Regions from separate parts of the Homo sapiens genome. Here region 2 is linked to region 1. The links are chromatin loops, found by intact Hi-C in ENCODE. Cell type or tissue: Caco-2. All regions are shown on one strand. Links, peaks and the distances in the headings refer to the core of each region. The heading gives the core; the rest is flanking DNA.

The links. Hi-C counts contacts between places; a loop is a spot of excess contacts. Peaks named below come from ENCODE experiments on the same cell type or tissue, not always from the same donor. Only the 100,000 strongest peaks of a DNase experiment are listed, where the experiment ranks them.
Region 2: it touches region 1 in a loop (11-fold over the local background); 9 of 110 quality-filtered maps call a loop at or near these places.

The regions. Positions count from the first base shown.
Region 1 is chr6:105,061,978-105,070,322 of GRCh38, reverse strand. All of the region lies in intron 3 of LIN28B (lin-28 RNA binding posttranscriptional regulator B), which reads right to left. Among named protein-coding and RNA genes, the nearest start is that of POPDC1, 71 kb to the left of the region's middle. In Caco-2, for the core only: no CTCF peak of the experiment used is centred there; a DNase peak (open chromatin) is centred at 3,912.
Region 2 is chr6:104,775,602-104,783,946 of GRCh38, reverse strand. It overlaps HACE1 (HECT domain and ankyrin repeat containing E3 ubiquitin protein ligase 1), which reads left to right. Exons shown (of 24, transcript NM_020771.4): 15 at 6,630-6,741; 16 at 6,837-6,934; 17 at 7,119-7,206. Among named protein-coding and RNA genes, the nearest start is that of HACE1, 80 kb to the left of the region's middle. In Caco-2, for the core only: no CTCF peak of the experiment used is centred there; no DNase peak of the experiment used is centred there.

The DNA.
Region 1 (8,345 bases), core at 298-8,297:
TTATTGTTAGTCATCTGACAGTGAGCCTGTCTACCAGTGACTCAGAATCATTTTGAAAGCTTTCAAAAAATACTAATGCCTTGGTCCTACTCTAGACCAATTAAACCAGAATCTTTGAGGATGATGCCCTAAGCATCAGTACTTTTTAAAGTTTCCCAGGAGATGGTGATGTGCAGCTACTTGAGAACTACAGCTATTAACAAACTCAAGTGTCGCACTGACAATATTTCCCACTATAAGGAATGTGGTTCAAAAGAGAATAAATCTCTCAAAACAGTTTTCAACAGGTTACTCACTCATGCCTCAGAAAGGAAGAGGGGAGGGGTGGAAGGAGGGAAGGAGGAAGGGAAAGAGAAGGAAATAAGGGAGTAAGCAAGGGAGGGAAGAAGTGTGTGTATATATCTCTTATTTCCTTATTGAGAATGGATCCTTGAAATTTCTGGTTGTGATGGCAGAAAAGCTCCTCAACCTTTTACCATCACTGATCCCTGGAAGGCACACACTGCAAAAACCTACTGAGTTTAACTTCAGATATGGTTTCTCTGTTCAATTTATAATTTATCAATCAAGAACAGGTTCAATGTATACTTGTGTCATCAAAATGGATGATAACTTACAGCTTTTTTTTTTTTTTGAGACAGGGTCTTGCTCTGTTATCCAGGCTGGACTACAGTGGCATAATCAGGGCTCAGCATCCCTCAGTAGCTGGGACTACAGGTGTGTGCCAACATGCTTGGCTAATTTTTTTTTTTAAATTTTTTGTAGAGACGGGCTGTCACTTTGTTACCCAGTCTGGTCTTGAACTCCTGGGCTCAAGTAATCCTCCCACCTTGGTTCTCCAAAGTGCTGGGATTAGAGGCGTGAGCCACTGCACCCAGCAAATTTACAGCTCCTTAATCAATAGCTACTTTCCCTAAATTTCACCATCATTACCAATTAACAATTACTGATTTCCCATAATAACTCTTTTAATTCTCCATCTTCTATTGCCTACATCTAAAATAATTTTGAACAGCATATAAATTTGTTTAGTATGGACATGCTCTTGCAAACGTTTCTCTCCATGGCCAAATTCTGTTTTTTTGTTTGTTTTGTTTTGCTTTTTGAGACAGGGTCTCACTGTGTTGCCCAGGCTGGAGTGCAGTGGCACAATCTTGGCTCACTGCAACCTCCACCTCCCAGGTTCAAATGATTCTCATGCCTCAGCTTCCTGTGTAGCTGGGATTATAGGTGTGCACCACCACACCCAGCTAATTTTTTGTATTTTTAGTAGAGTCAGGGTTTCACTATGTTGGCCAGGCTGGTCTCAAACTCCTGGCCTCAAGTGATCTGCCTGCCTCGGCCTCCCAAAGTGCTGGGATTACAGGTGTGAGCCACTGCATGCGGCCTCTGTTGGCATTTAAATAGAAAATTACTTTCTTGTCAGTATAAATATAATAAGATCTCTGCTTTTTATAAAAATGATTAAGTATGTTATTTTTCAAAACCCTAATATCTAAACTACATTGTGCTTAAAATAATGCCATTAATAAGATAACTACTGCTCACTGTTTTCCATACCTAAAGAAAAGGAAGTCCATAAAAGATAGTATTTAAACCTATTTAATCAGACCACCCTATGGGTAGGTGCTCAGTATTATCAAATAAAAAGCAAAATTCAGTTAGTATAATTGCCATTTGGTTCTTTCTGTTGCATAATAAATCGTGTGTTTGGAAGGCTCTGTATTGTCCAGTACTATTCAGCGTAACAAGCAGGGATCAGCCTGTGGTCTCATGGAACCAAAGTAAATTCAAACTCTGAACTGCTGGCAGTGGAAATGAATACTCTATGTCTCCCCTAAAGCTCAGTGTTCAGACCAACTTAACTAATTTTTAAAAAAAATTATCAACTACTGTTCTAACCTCTTTTATCATCTGATTATATGATGAGAAATTAACTAGACACATTGTCTGCTAGTGGATTCAACTGCTTATAATATTCATTTAATCATTTTCATAGAATCAAATGAAAACCAAATGGACAAAAAAATTGAAGAATATCTACTATGTGCACAACTTTGTATTAGATGCCAATGAAAGGTATGTGAATAGTTAGCTGGATGGTTAAGATTTACACATTTTATCTCATTTAATATCTTCTCCTGACTGGTTTTTGGATTGTCATAGGTTTATTAGCTTTTGGACACTTTCTCTGATTAATGCCATCAACTATCTCATAACATCAGTGAAAATGCACCAAAGTATACTGAAAACCAGCTAAAATACAGTAATAGCTCTATTCACAAACCTTTCATCATCTTATAAAAACAAGAAGGTAAGAGGAAAAATGCGGGGAATGGGTATGTAATGAATGGTGGTGCAGATCACTGAGAAATGGGGATGAAACATGTAGCAGTTTTAAAAGCAAACAAGACATGGAAGGGGAGAGAAATCACTGGAGGCATGGGGGCAAAGGGGAGCATTTTTCATATAAGGGTACTTCAATCAGGCATAGCTATAAACCAGACATTTTTATATATCATTCCATTATGTTTAAAAGTACTTGGTAGATTCTGTGTCAAATCAATGGAACAATATTCATTTGATGAAAGTTTTCTACTTTGTACTGTAACTTGAGAAGGAGCATAATAATGAATTCTAGGTCATAAGTTTAAACTTTATTTCAAATAGAAATGTTATCTCTCTCTTACATGATAAACAACATCTCAGACAGATAGTCTGTTCTGGCTAATGGAAAAGTTTAAAAAAAAGAGAGAGAGAGAAAGATTACTCAAACACAGATAACTTCATGATTTCCAATTTCCTGGGAGTAAAAGCAGTTTGTTATGAAATAGGACCCAGTCTCACATGCAGTGGGTACTCGGCCAGTGCTGCTTTCAGAACCCAAGACAACTAAGAAGGAGTGTCCAGTTCAGGAGTAACACACACACATATACACAAATAAATAAAAGCCACATGCATTTTTGCTGTTGTAGTGTTTTAACTATCCTAACTGCAGGTTTACATTCATCCTTGTTGGAAGCAAGATCAGTTTATTGACTCTATTTGGTCTTACTGACCTTTGAGTTAAAGTGTTTTAAAAAGTTAGTACTACTATCAATTATGAAAGGAAGGGAAGACGTTCAATATTTAACTTATCTTGAAATGGTTAAAATTAGGTGCTTGCTTAGATGGAAGAATCAGATTATAATATGCAGTCTGGAAATGTTTGTTCATTTATTAGAGCAGCCTTGCCGAAAACTTAAAACCATCAGGGCTGCTTGCTTTTTTCACCAGACTATTTCAAATTCACAGTGTCAGAGGTGTGACATCTGCTGTAAATAAGCATCAGCTCAGCCTGAAGAAATACAATTCCACTAGAGCTTTGTGTCAACTCTTATAAATATTTTTTTCTTCTCATCGCATGATTTCTTTTAGGCTTTTGTTCTGCAGCCAGCATTCTTTTTATCTATTAATATAACATTATTTTGTAAGTCATTCTAAAGTCATATTTTACATATATATATATATGTAAAATGTCTTACTATTAGGACATTTGACCAGAGCACAAGAAATTTTAAAAGAAGAATTCCATCATGATTACCTGATAAGTGAGGCAATAATTTGTTATCTAGAGAAGTAGATGTAAATGTCCAAACAATATATAAAAGAATTTTAACACCATATTAAAAATACCTTAGGTATACAAAATAAGGACTATAAAATAGTGACTAGCTCACATTTTATCACATACACTTCTTCATTAAAACACAGAAGGAAGAGAGAACATGAGAAATTCCAAAGGAAAGAAAGACGTATAGAAGTCAAGAATCAATTTTGGTGGCATGACTGATGTACTGTACATACAAGATTAGATAACAGCTTCAAATTTATACTGGTTGTTTGCAAGCCAGGGGCAAAAGGGCGCTAGATTAAAAGATGTTACCCTAGTTTTAGCAAAGTAAATATCTTCTGGGTTATTCAAAGCTTTGAAGTTACCTATGACTGGGTTACCTTTGATGCAACTAATAATGCTGGTAGAATCTGAGTTTTTACGAAGACAGAATGTTAAAACACCTCTCTATTGGTGTATGGCTGACTGACTACTGAATTACTAGCACTTACTACTAACTACTAGCACTTCCTACTTACTAACTAATTATTATTTTTTGAGACAGAGTCTTGCTGTGTCACCCAGACTGGAGTGCAATGGCACCATCACAGCTCACTACAGCCTAGAGCTCCTGGGCTCAAGCAATCCTCTTGCCTCAGCCTCCCAAGTACCTGGGACTACAGGTGTGTGCCGCCATGCCTTGGCTAATTTTTGTATTTTTAGTGGAGACGAGGTCTCACTATGTTGCCTAGGCTGGTCTCGAACTTCTAGGCTCGGCTCAAGTGATCCACCTACCTTGGCCTCCCAAAGTGCTGGGATTACAGGTGTGAGCCAGAATACCCCCAGCCCCCTGCATTATTATTACATTATTGAATTAGTAAGAAACATTAATCATCTTTCCATTTTGACAATGTTTATATGAATAGCATTAAAAGCATTTATAGAGGGCCAGTGGTCTTAGAACACAGTGCCTGGTATGATTTAACCAAAATGTGTTCTCAGTACAAATTCATGTGCAAGAGCCAAAAGAAGACTATCCCAAGCCATCACCTGTCTTGACAGCTACACAGCAATGAGAAGGAATTAAAACCATTTTGCTCAAGTCAGAAAGGAAAGGCTTCTAATGATCGATAAGTTTGGTCTCCCATTCCAGCACCAGCTACCGCTGAGGAAAACGATGAAGTATAAATGAGAAGTAAATGACCTCTGTCCATTTCTCCCTCTGGCCCAACTGCTCTTCCAGTGACAGACTATATATTGCCTTTTGCCAAGAATCAGCAGTTCTTCAACTGTTCACCATGTACGTAAGTAAAAACTGAACAAGGAAAATTGCTACCATGTTCAGATAACCTCTGTAAACTGTGATATTATCTTCTCTTGTGTAGGTCTTACCTTAAAAATTAGAGCTCAAGATAAAGTCTTGTATGGTGTTCTTGGCCTCATGGCTACTTCCTTTCCTCCTCCTTGCTGACTGAGGGTGCCCTTCATGTCATAATCTTTTTATGACTAAAGCCTGATGGTCAAGCTGCTAAGACATCCCTACAGATCTTTTCTCTGATCACTGATCCCTTAAGGGATCTTGTCTTCCTATTTGAACATTTCGAGGCTGTGACCCTGTGAATACACAGCCACTGGTGGAGGTAAAATCTGAAGGTAAGTATGGGAAGAGCCGTTGAATCCCTGGAGAATCCCCAGATAGAACCAGATTGTTTATACAAGTCCAAATACTCTTAATAACTTCTAATCATTAGGGCTAGATTCTACATGTTAACAGATTTATTTGCACATATTCTGTAAGCCAAAAAAATCGCTTTATTATGAGTACAGTTCCTTAAGTATTTGAATGATGAGTTTTCATCTCCTTTGGTCACCCTCTAGATTTGGCTGGAGGAACTTTCCATGAAGAACTTGGCTTATTCTCTTAGTGGAACAAGAGAAACAAAGACACTAAATATTTTTTTCTAGATTTTTCTTTAAAAAATATTGAATGATACCCTGACTGGTGTGGTAAAAGGAGGTAAATTTGTTTGGGCAATACTTGAGCCTTTTATTCAAAAAATATATTTATTTCAGAAAATAAACATTTAAAAATACAATAGCTACAAATGGCAGTGCTATTTACCACTCTGAATGTAAAGTTCTCTTTATGTGTTTGACATGTAATTTGAATGAATGCAATATATGTGCGGGGGAAAGCTGTGCTTCAGTGGAAAACATCTGGAACCCAGCTTCTGGATTATCTGATTCTGATTCTAAGAGGGTTATTTTATAGCTCTTTCCATGACTGATAACTGATAGAAATACAACATCATTTTTCTTTACAGAGGGGCAAATTCTATCCTGGAGAGTGGAGAGTCAACTGATTTCCCTTCCCCACTGTGGAAAAAGCCAGTTTTGGCTTCATTTGCATATTCATGTCAATATACTTGATCTACAAATATGTCTATTCTTTGATTCTCCTTTGAACAAGTTACAACATTTGGTTCTCTCACTTAACTGTGTTCAATAAATTCTTTAACACTTATTCATCTGATATTTGCATAAAAATCATAATGCTGCCTTTTTTGAAAATTATCCTTTAACATACAGTAAATATGCACCACAGAGCCACTACATAAGATGCAAGAAACATTTATAAGCACTTTTAGGCACAGAGTCTTCTATTTCACCAACTAGCTTTAACACTGAATTATTGGACCCAATTTTAGTTTTTTTGTTTCTTCTCAGTGCTTTTGTTTTTCCTATATCTTGAAACATTTTGATCTTTCATAGTATTGGGACCTATTTCCAACTACACTAAAAGATAAAATAATTATAATATAATAATTATTATAACTATTATATTTAATAAGACGTATTGAAAAATAGAATTCTGAAAAAAAAAAATTTTAAGACTGAGTCTCACTATGTTGCCCAGGCTGGACTGCAGGGGTTATTCATAGGCATGACTGTAGCACAGTGCAGCCTCAAACACCTGGCCTCAAATGATTCTTTCAAGTAGACATGTGCCACTGTGCCCAGCAAGTGATGATAAAATAGAGAAATCATCGCTGTTTTATTATCCTTTACTTTACCTTTTTTTCCCCCCCCCCCCCGAGATGGAGTCTTGCTCTGTCGCCCAGGCTGGAGTGCAGTGGCGCAATCTCGGCTCACTGCAACTTCAGCCTCCCAGGTTCAAGCAATTCTTGTGCCTCAGCCTCTCGAGTAGCTGGGACTACAGGCATGCGCCACCATGCCCAGCTAATTTTTGTATTTTTAGTAGAGATGGGTTTTTACCATGTTGGCCAGGCTGGTCTTGAACTCCTGACCTCAAGTGATCCGCCCTTCTCGGCCTTGCTTAAAGTATTGCCTGATCTTCCAAGAATGTACCAAAGACATTGGGACAGTGTTTTTTATAATCTTTTTCTTTTTAACCTTACATTGAACACAGCTGAGAATTCAGAAATTTTCATTTCTGTCCATAATGGCAGAGAGAAGATGAATAAGAGCATAAATACAAAAAGATACCTAGCAGTACTCTAGACTCTAATTATAATGATGTAATTGTATAAACTAAATCTCAGAGTATGAGCCTTTATATAAGACAAATAAATAAATATTCACTGAATCAATGAGTAAACAATATTATTTCTAAGGACAAAAAGGAAATTTGTTACCCAGTTAGTCATTCTACAGGATGTCATCATGCAACATTTTTGGACAAAAATTTTTACTAAAAGAACACGTGACAGTATTTTACCTTTTATGAGGTTTGTACTAAGAAATTTACATAAGAAACCATACATAAGAAATATGGCTCATAAGTGGACAAATGCTTAAGGCACTGACTGAAAGGAAATAACATAGAAATGAAAAAAATCAATCAAATTGATCATTCTAATCAATGTCTAAAAATGAAAATGTTTTGTCATAGGCTAAAGAAAATGACCACCTTCTAACAAAATTACGAGCCCTGAAAACTTTCAAAAGTATTTCATTTTGAGGATGTAAATGCAAGAACCACCAAGAACAATAAGCTGGAACCTCTTAGAAACGTATTTGAAAACTGAATCAGTATTTCCAAAATAGGTATGTTCCAGGATCATTCATGCAGAATTACTTGCATTCAACGGAAATCACCCATTATGAAAATTAGTATCTTCATACCAGAAACACATGCAAGAAACATTTGAGTTTGTTAAATTCTTGCTAATTTCCAATGCAGTTTTTAAAGCAGGATTTGATTTATATATTTCTAAATTATTTGTAATATCACTTAAAAATATATTTTAAAACAGTCCATTGGGGTCAAATGGTAACTGTTGCTGACGACTGTTCTTCCTGGTATAGCAATGGCTAATAAAATGTAGATTTTGTTAAATGCTGTAAGATAGAAAGTGTTATGTCTTTTCCAAAAATGACATAATCAAAAACAAAACAAAACAGAACAATGACACAATCACAATTACTGAGAGCGAGAGGGATGACTTTGTAAAGGAGTTGGCCTGGCTGCAACATAGTACTTAAAAGTTATTTTAAAATGAGTAAGGTTTAGGCTGACTCTGAGAGCCCTGCCTCAGAGTCAGCCCTGCTCCGCAAGGAGCAGTACCATTTAAGAAAATATTCCGTCTAAAATAAATAAATACATTAGAATAAAAATAAAAATGAGTAAGGTTTAAATAGATGCAGAGATGGGAAAGAAAATATGCCAGGCAAATAAATGGCCTGAGTATAACACCGAAGTAGAAAAGTAGAGGACATGTTTAGGAAGGCA
Region 2 (8,345 bases), core at 300-8,299, 290 kb after region 1:
TAAGTTTTCTTCAAGAAATATGTACTGAGTGCCTACTATGTACAGAGGTCTGTACAAAAACAACAGAACACATTGCCACATTTCCTGAAAGGAGCTTAATGAAACTCTTTAGTTCTATAAGGCTGATTGTCCTTTTGAAAAGGATTTTAGCCCCCAAATACATTTGGGAAATTACATAACATATGCCCTTTGGAAATTTATAAATCACATTGGCAGCATGTTAAAAGGCTTTGAGAAGCCCTTCAGTAAAAATAGTGATTTAGCTTTGTTAATCCTCCTAACTTATTTGACCTGACCACCTTTCCCCTACCAGATGTGTACCTGTTCATTCCATACATCTCATGTTACATGAAGCTAGCTGGAGGAAAGCTTGTTTTGCTCCTTACCAGCTATGTGAACTTTGGGCACGTTTCCTAATATCCTTGAGCCCTTGGTTTCTTCATCTACAAAATGGAGATAATGACAGCAGCCTCATAGAACTATTGTCCAGAATAAATTGTCAGGAATGACTGTGATATATGCTCAATAAATGGTAGTTGTTTTGGAGATAGAAAACTTACTTCCCTTCTCTAAGAGGATTCTAATTCAGTCTGGCTGGGGAGATAATAAACATATGTATAAAATAGTAACTACAACATAACCTGGATCTTTAGGAGTTTAAGGGAGGAAGAGCTGGCTCTGGCATCTGTAGTCAGGGGAAATTTCAGAGGAGGCAGATTTTAAGTTACCTTGAGAAAGCTTGAAAAAATATGCAACATTTTGATGGGAGTAAACAAAGAGGGAGAACTTTCTAGCCACCATGTGGGCTGGAGCATGTAGACCGAAAAGTATGTAAAACTGCAGTATTGCAGCAGAAATTTTGTGTTGATAGGAGCAAGATAGAGTTATGGAAAGGTAGATTGAGGTCATCCAATGATGAGCCTTGATTTCCAGATTGAAGAATTTTCTTTGTTTGCTAGGCTGTTAGGAGCCACTGATACCCTTGCTTTAGGAGAATGGCATAATTCTGGCAAAGTTTTAGAAAATAATTTGCCAGATATGTAGGACAGACTGTAGGCAATGGTTTGGTTAGTAGTTGTAAGATAATAAATAGGATAAGTGGTTTTTAATGTCTTTAGGGACACTTGTCCTTTCAGAAGTTAAGCTATGAACTAATTTTTATAAAATTATACATAACTATATAGAGGGATCTTTTGACATCTGTTTAATAATGATAATGTGAAAGAGAAGGCAGTAATAATGACTTACATTTACTGATTTTAGGTCAGGTACTATGTATTTGCTTCCATGAATGATTTTATTTTCTTAACCATTGTATAAGATGGCTACTCTTTTTTTTGTAAGCTGAAGTGGTTAAGTAACTTGTTTAAGTCATTCTGCTACTAAATGGGAGAACCAGAATTTAAAAGTCTGTCTGGTTCTCAAGTTCAATTTCTTTCTTTATTTTATTTATTTATTTTTTTTGACACAGGGTTTTACCTGTCACTCAGGCTGGAGTATAGTTGATCTGAGCTCACTGCAACGTCTGCCTCCTGGGCTGAAGCGATCCTCCCAGCTCAGTCTTTCAAGTAGCTGGGACTACAGGTGCATACCACCACACCTGGCTAATTTTTGTGTTTTTTGTAGAGACGGGATTTTGCCATGCTGCGCAGACTGGCCTTGAACTCCTGAGCTCAAGTGATCCACCTGCCTTAGCCTCCCAAAGTGTTGGGATTATGGGCATGAGCCACCACACCCGGACAAGTTCAATTTCTTAACCTACACTGTATGATACTGTTCTGGGGCAAATGAGATAATAGGTGAAAGAAGATTTTAGTTTTTGAGAGATAGTCTGCTGTTTTTAATATAGGTTGGTGCAAAAGTAATTGCGGTTTTTGGCAGTTACTTTTAATTGCCAAATTAAAATTGTCAAATTAAAATAGCAAAAACCGCAATTACTTTTGCACCAACCTAATACTGTCTCTGCTTTTTACTTTCTATTCCTTTTTCCCTTCCTGGACAATTTAGTCAAAAAACATCTGTATTAGGTATCCACTTTGTTGACCCAGAGAGGGAGGTGTTTGTTGCCTGACTAGGGTGAGGAGGGTGTCTACATGTGTAGTGGTGGCCTAGTGTGGGGTTTTGGAGTTTGGATGTGATTAAGAAGTGTGTCTGTGTAGAAGAGGGTCCCAGTGTGAGTCATGTGGGTTAGAGTGGCATAAGGAGGATGTCCATGTTGGCGGTGGTTGCAGCTGATCAGTGCTGTCTGATGGAGCCTCAGTGGGATGCAGGGGCCATGTCAGTGATTGGAGATTGGTTACATACCAAGGGAGTGGGGTTGCAGGTTGATCAAATAAGCAAGTATGAGAGTCTAACTTCTCGTTGTTGGAGAAAGGAGTTACAAAATGGAGGAAATTAGAAGGAACCTTGTGTTGAATTGGAGTTACCAGTTTGAATTTAGTTTTAAATTTACATAGATACATGTAGCAAACCTGGCACCCAGCTCTTGGTCTCTCAGTGCCATTCTCAATGAACCAGGGCTCCTTGGAGAAATGGCTAATTCCAGGGCTAGATCAGGGAAAGTATAAAATAAGCCTGCAACATCTTATTGTGTAAGAAAGTAAGGAAGTGTTCAAAGACTGATGGGGTTATGTTAACATGACTCGGAAGACAGCTTGAATGGACTCCCACTACCAAATTTGGAAGAATTTGAGCATCAAAATAAATAATGATGGCAACATAAACAGGAATCTATGAGTCTGTACTGAAAAAAGTTAATGAATAAATGGAAAGTCTGATGAAGGGTAGGATGATTACACAGTCTCAGATTATCTCCCAGCAGAATAATTGCAAAGAGAAAAAGGGTGCCTTACAGTAGAGAAGCTTAGCAGTGATCAAAGCAGACATAGCAGTGTGCCAGCTGATAGGATGCTCTGAGGACATCATGGCATCACTTCTGTGGTATTCTTGCCAAGGATACACACCTTAAATCTAATCAGGAGGAATCATCAGACTAAATACAGTTGAGGGACATTCTACAAAATTAACTGACCTGCAGTCAGTTTTAAAGACCTGCAGTCTTTAAAACTATCAAGGTTATGAAAATTAAGAAAACATTGAAGAAATGTACCAGAGTGAAGGAGACAGGACAGGACAATTAAAGGCAGTTCATGAATCATTTTGCAATAAGAGGACATTATTAGAAAATTGGCAAGACTTGAAATGGGATCTGATGTAGTAGTGTTATCAGAGTTAATTTCTGATTTTGATGGTTGTTATCTAGTTATAGAGGAAAATTCCCTTGTTTGTAGGAAATAAATGCCTAAGTGTTTATAGGGGACTGGACATTATATTGGCAAGTTGCTCTCACATTAGAGGAAAAAAAAATACTTTGTACTCTACTGTACTTAGAAGTTTTCTGTAACTTGGAGATTGTCCTCCTCTAGAAAGTTAAAAAGAACAACTACCTCTGCTAAGGGATTGACTTCTTCTTCTGTTGGTGGTTTTCAGGTGGCCAGTAGTTAAAGGGAGAAACATTTTGTATTGCTGTACAAATGCTATTAAGAGGAGCCTCTATAATCAGTCCTGTTTTGTGAATTATTTATGGAAATGCAGGTACTCTAGAAAGTTTACATACAAAAATGTACCATTTGGCTGTGTAGGTGTTTGTATGTGTGTGTGTGTGTTTGATCTGAGCTTTTGAAGGTAGCAGTTTGTACCTTTTAATGTTCCACTTGAATTACTTGAAAAGGTTCCATTTGTTTTTATTTCTTGGTTCACATTTCATAGATAAATGATATAGTTTAATATCTTATAATGGGCAGTAAGTTTTCTTTTAAATAGTTATTGACAATAATTTTAACATTGCTGTGAATGATAATAAGAACAGTATCTATTTATTGAGCATTCTAGGTATTGAGTATTAGAGCATTAGTATAAATGCTTTTAATGTATTTTTCTCTTTGGTAAAATGGGGACAAAAGTTCCTTTTTCTCATAGTGTTGTGAGGATTGTATGTGGTAATGCATTGTAAAGTGCTTCAAAAAGTACCTGGCTTATAGGTGCTTAATAAATGATTGCTAATTTATTATTATGATTATTATAATTATCATAATTATGTTCTTTATTTGAATTATTTAATCCTAACAGCTCTTGAAGTAGGTATATTCTTTTCTCTGTTTTACAGATGAGAAAACTAAAGTTCTGTGAGGATTAATAATTTCCTTAAGATAAGTCTAGTAAGTCACAGAGTGAGGATTTCAAACCATGTTTATCTGACTTCAAAGCCCATACTTAAATAATTGCTTCTGTGTAATGTTTTTTCTCTCCTCTTAAACCAAAGTTTTAGAAATAGTCAGCATTAGAATTTCAAGTACTTTATATTCCAGCTTGTTAACTGAAAATGAGATATTTAATTTATATGCACAGTAATGCATATAACACCAGTGCTTTATAAAAAATGTGGAAGACTGTTACAAGTATGGACAAAATTACACATTTAACTTTAAAAAGGTAGCATTTATTCTTTTCTTACTGAAAGCAAATATTAAAAGGCAGAAGTTCATCTCTCATCGATCATATTGTTTTTATTAAGAATTAATAACAAGTGATATTTGAATCTTTTAAAACAAACCTATTTAATTTAGCTCAGATGAAGAAATTTATTGGTGTCCTAAAAGCCACCTGGAAGATAACCTTTTTGTGGTGTTGGATGGTATTCATCATATTTATCTCTTGAAACTCTTAGCTTTTGTGATGGTATTGCACCACCTTGCTTCTCCTTTGACTTTTCTTGCCGTCTGTATCATTTGCTAAGCAAATTCTCAGTCATGACTTGTGATCATAAACTTCTTTGTTCTTGGTATTTATTCTCTGTATCTTTCATCTCTTGAACCTTATCCTGTCTCCAACTTTACCTTTGTTCATGTTTTTATTTTCAGTGTCTCAGCTGCATCACTGTCCAGTATCTCCTCCTAAATCCCTAATAGTTACACCCCACTATATCTTTAAACTCACGATACATAAAATCTTACTCATATTTCCACCAGTACCTTCTAGGAGTGTGGGGGTAGGTTATGGGGAAAGGGCTTTTCCACTTTAAGTTATTTCTATTCATAAGTTCTATCTTGCAGAGATCTTACCTTACTTTTTTTTTTGTAGAGATAAGGTCTCAGTTTGTCACTCAGGCTGGAGTGACAAAGTGAGCACACTACAATTATAGCTCATTGCAGCCTTGAACTCCTGGGTTAAAGTTTTCTCCCACCTCAGCCTTCTGAGCAGCCAGGACTGTAGGCGCATACCACTACGCTTGGCTAATTAAAACATTTTTTTTTTTTTGGTAGAGACAGGGTCTCACTGTTGCCCAGGCTGGTCTCAAACTCCTGGGCTCAAGCGATCCTCCTGCCTTGGCCTCCCAAAGTGCTGGGATTACAGGCATGAGCCACCATACCCAGCCTCTTCTCTTACTTTTAATGCTTATTCAAAGAAGTAGTATCTCTCGGATTGGCTTCATTGTTCCTCTTTGCTACCATGACCAGGACTTCTATAGCTCATGCTTCATTGTTGAGAAATTGATATTATATATATATATATTGTGTTACTCTGTGTTAGTCACATCTCTTTAACTCTATTAAACAGTTTTTAGCAAGTTCTTGGAGTTTTTACTGCTCTTACATTACATGCAGTGTTGGTACATAGTAAGTACTCAGTACTTTCTGATTAATCAAAAATTGTAGATAACTCACAGTTTGCTTACCTGGCAGATGAACAAAAGGGAGAGACTCTCTTTGCTATTCAAGAGATCTTATTCTTCAATTTTTAGGGTGGAGAATGGGAAGGGATAACAAATTACGTTCCAATTTCTGCATGTATTCTAAAGGATAGAAGTAAGAATAAAGTTAGGAGTAAGAGGCCGGGCGCAGTGGCTCATGCCTGTAATCCCAGCACTTTGGGAGGCTGAGATGGGTGGATCACCTGAGGTCAGGAGTTCGAAACCAGCCTGGCTAACATGGTGAAACCTCTCTCTACTAAAAATACAAAAATTAGCCAGGCGTGGTGGTGCGTGCCTGCAATCCCAGCTACTTGAGAGGCTGAGGCAGGAGAATCACTTGAATTCAGGAGGCAGAGGTTGCAGTGAGCAGAGATCGTGCCACTGCACTCCAGCCTGGACAACAGAGTGAGACTTTGTCTCAAAATGACAACAACAACTACAACAATAAACCAAAATAAATAAATAAGATTAGGTGTAAGAGATTATTTTCATGAAAAATTAAATGGAACACGCAACGTAATTTTTCTGGGTGTGAAAATTCATTGTAATAAGGCTTGGATTTAAAAGAATTGAGAATAAATATATTCAATTACATGTCTGATATTAAGTTCTGAGACATAACCAAATTTATCAAGTCTTTTGTGTTGAAAATGTAGGAATTTAAAAAAATACATTTCTCTAGGTAGTCAAACTATTTCAGCTAAGTTCTGTCTTTTTGTAAATAGTTATTGAAATGTTCAAACATTATCCAGTAACTCCTTATTGTAAATAAAGATCTAAGAATGATTATTTGTAGAAAAGGCATTTAGCAAGCTAGTAAATCTGATAATTAGATGACTGATACACTGCTAACATATTTTACTCTTATTTTTTGAGCTAGCCTTTTAAAGATCGCTGTGAATGGTTCTATGAACATTTGCATTCAGGACAGCCAGATTCAGATATGGTGCACAGGCCAGTGAATGAAAATGATATCCTGCTGGTTCACAGAGGTATGCTTAACAAAGAAACTGATATATGTGTGAAGCACAAAGTGCTTTTTATTATAAATTTTAATATGTAAAATTAACCAATGCTACATATTTAGATTCTATTTTTAGGAGTAGCTGTGAAGTTGTGTCAAAAGCAAATTGTGCAAAGCTAAAGCAAGGGATTGCTGTACGGTTCCATGGAGAAGAAGGCATGGTGGGTATAAAAGAAGATGATGTAGAAATCACTGTATGTAAAGAAAGATTGAAATGCCTTTTGAATAAAGTTTAATATTTAGTTGATAAAGGAAGAAACTTTATATTTAAATTTTGTTATTTAGAAAAAAATTTCCCAATATAACATATTTCTGTTGATGCTTAATTTTATTTCTTGAATTCAGGGTCAAGGTGTTGTGCGTGAGTGGTTTGATATTCTGTCCAATGAGATAGTCAATCCTGATTATGCATTGTTTACCCAGTCAGCTGATGGTAAGTTGTACAGTCTAGATGACTTTTTCTGCAACTTGTCACATTTTTCACACTATTTCAGTACATTTTATTTTTGATTTCCACAGCAGACCTGTGAGCTAGGTGGGATATTCTTATTTTATAGATGAGAAAACTGAAATTCAGAGTTTTTATCTGCATTCACACAGTTAATAAGTAGTAGAATCATAAGTGGAACCTGACTCAGTCTAACATTTGTTCCTCTAAACAGTTGGTTCCCAAATGCTTGTCTCAAGGACTAGTGTTGGCCCAAAGAGGTTTCTTATCAGTCCTTTGTAAAATAAAACTAAATTGGTTCAATTTAAGGATTATCCTTGAGTCTACATTTTTTGAATTAAATGTTTTATTTCATAAATTAATGGTGCTTGTAGATGGCCTTAAACAAATAAAAGTCCCTATTTGGAAAAATAAAAATTTGCTAACTCTATTTGAGTTTCCAAGTTTTAAAATATATTGGTTAGGAAAACCCAAGTCTAGAAATCATGATATAAAATTTCAACTCTTAATCTATTTATGTATACTAACTTTATTTTCAGTCATTTTGAGAGATCAAGACCTGGCTACTATAAAGCTCTTATTGAACCATATAAAACAGATAATTAACTCTCCTTGTTGAAATGGTGCTTGTGCCCTATAGAGTCGTAATTTGCTGTTGTAGACTAAATGGAATTAGTTATCACCTCATTTGTGTGAGGCATATTTGAGAGCTCTCTAACTTAATAAAGACATATTCCAAGTGAAGGTGGGATTTCAGTTTTCAAATGCTTTGCACAGTCGCTTGTTTTTCCTAAAAATCTTTTCTCTCCCCAAATGTTTACATTCTTTTATCAGGAGAGAATGCTTCATTAATTGTAGCTTCTGATTGCTTCCAACCAAACTAGCAGCAAATCCCTATTTGATCAGAAGGATGATTTTAGGGGAGGCAAGTGGGAGTAGGCTGCAGTAGAGCTAGGCAGCTGCAGGCATTCATCCCTGTGATGGGTTTCGTGGATACACTTTGAGTATTTGAAATTATGTAGGAACATGGAACTGCCTGCTTTAACTCTGTAACCTTTAATTCTTTGCTCTGAGGTGAATTTGGTGTCTTTGTGAATGACGAGTTCAGTGAAGTCATGAGTTTA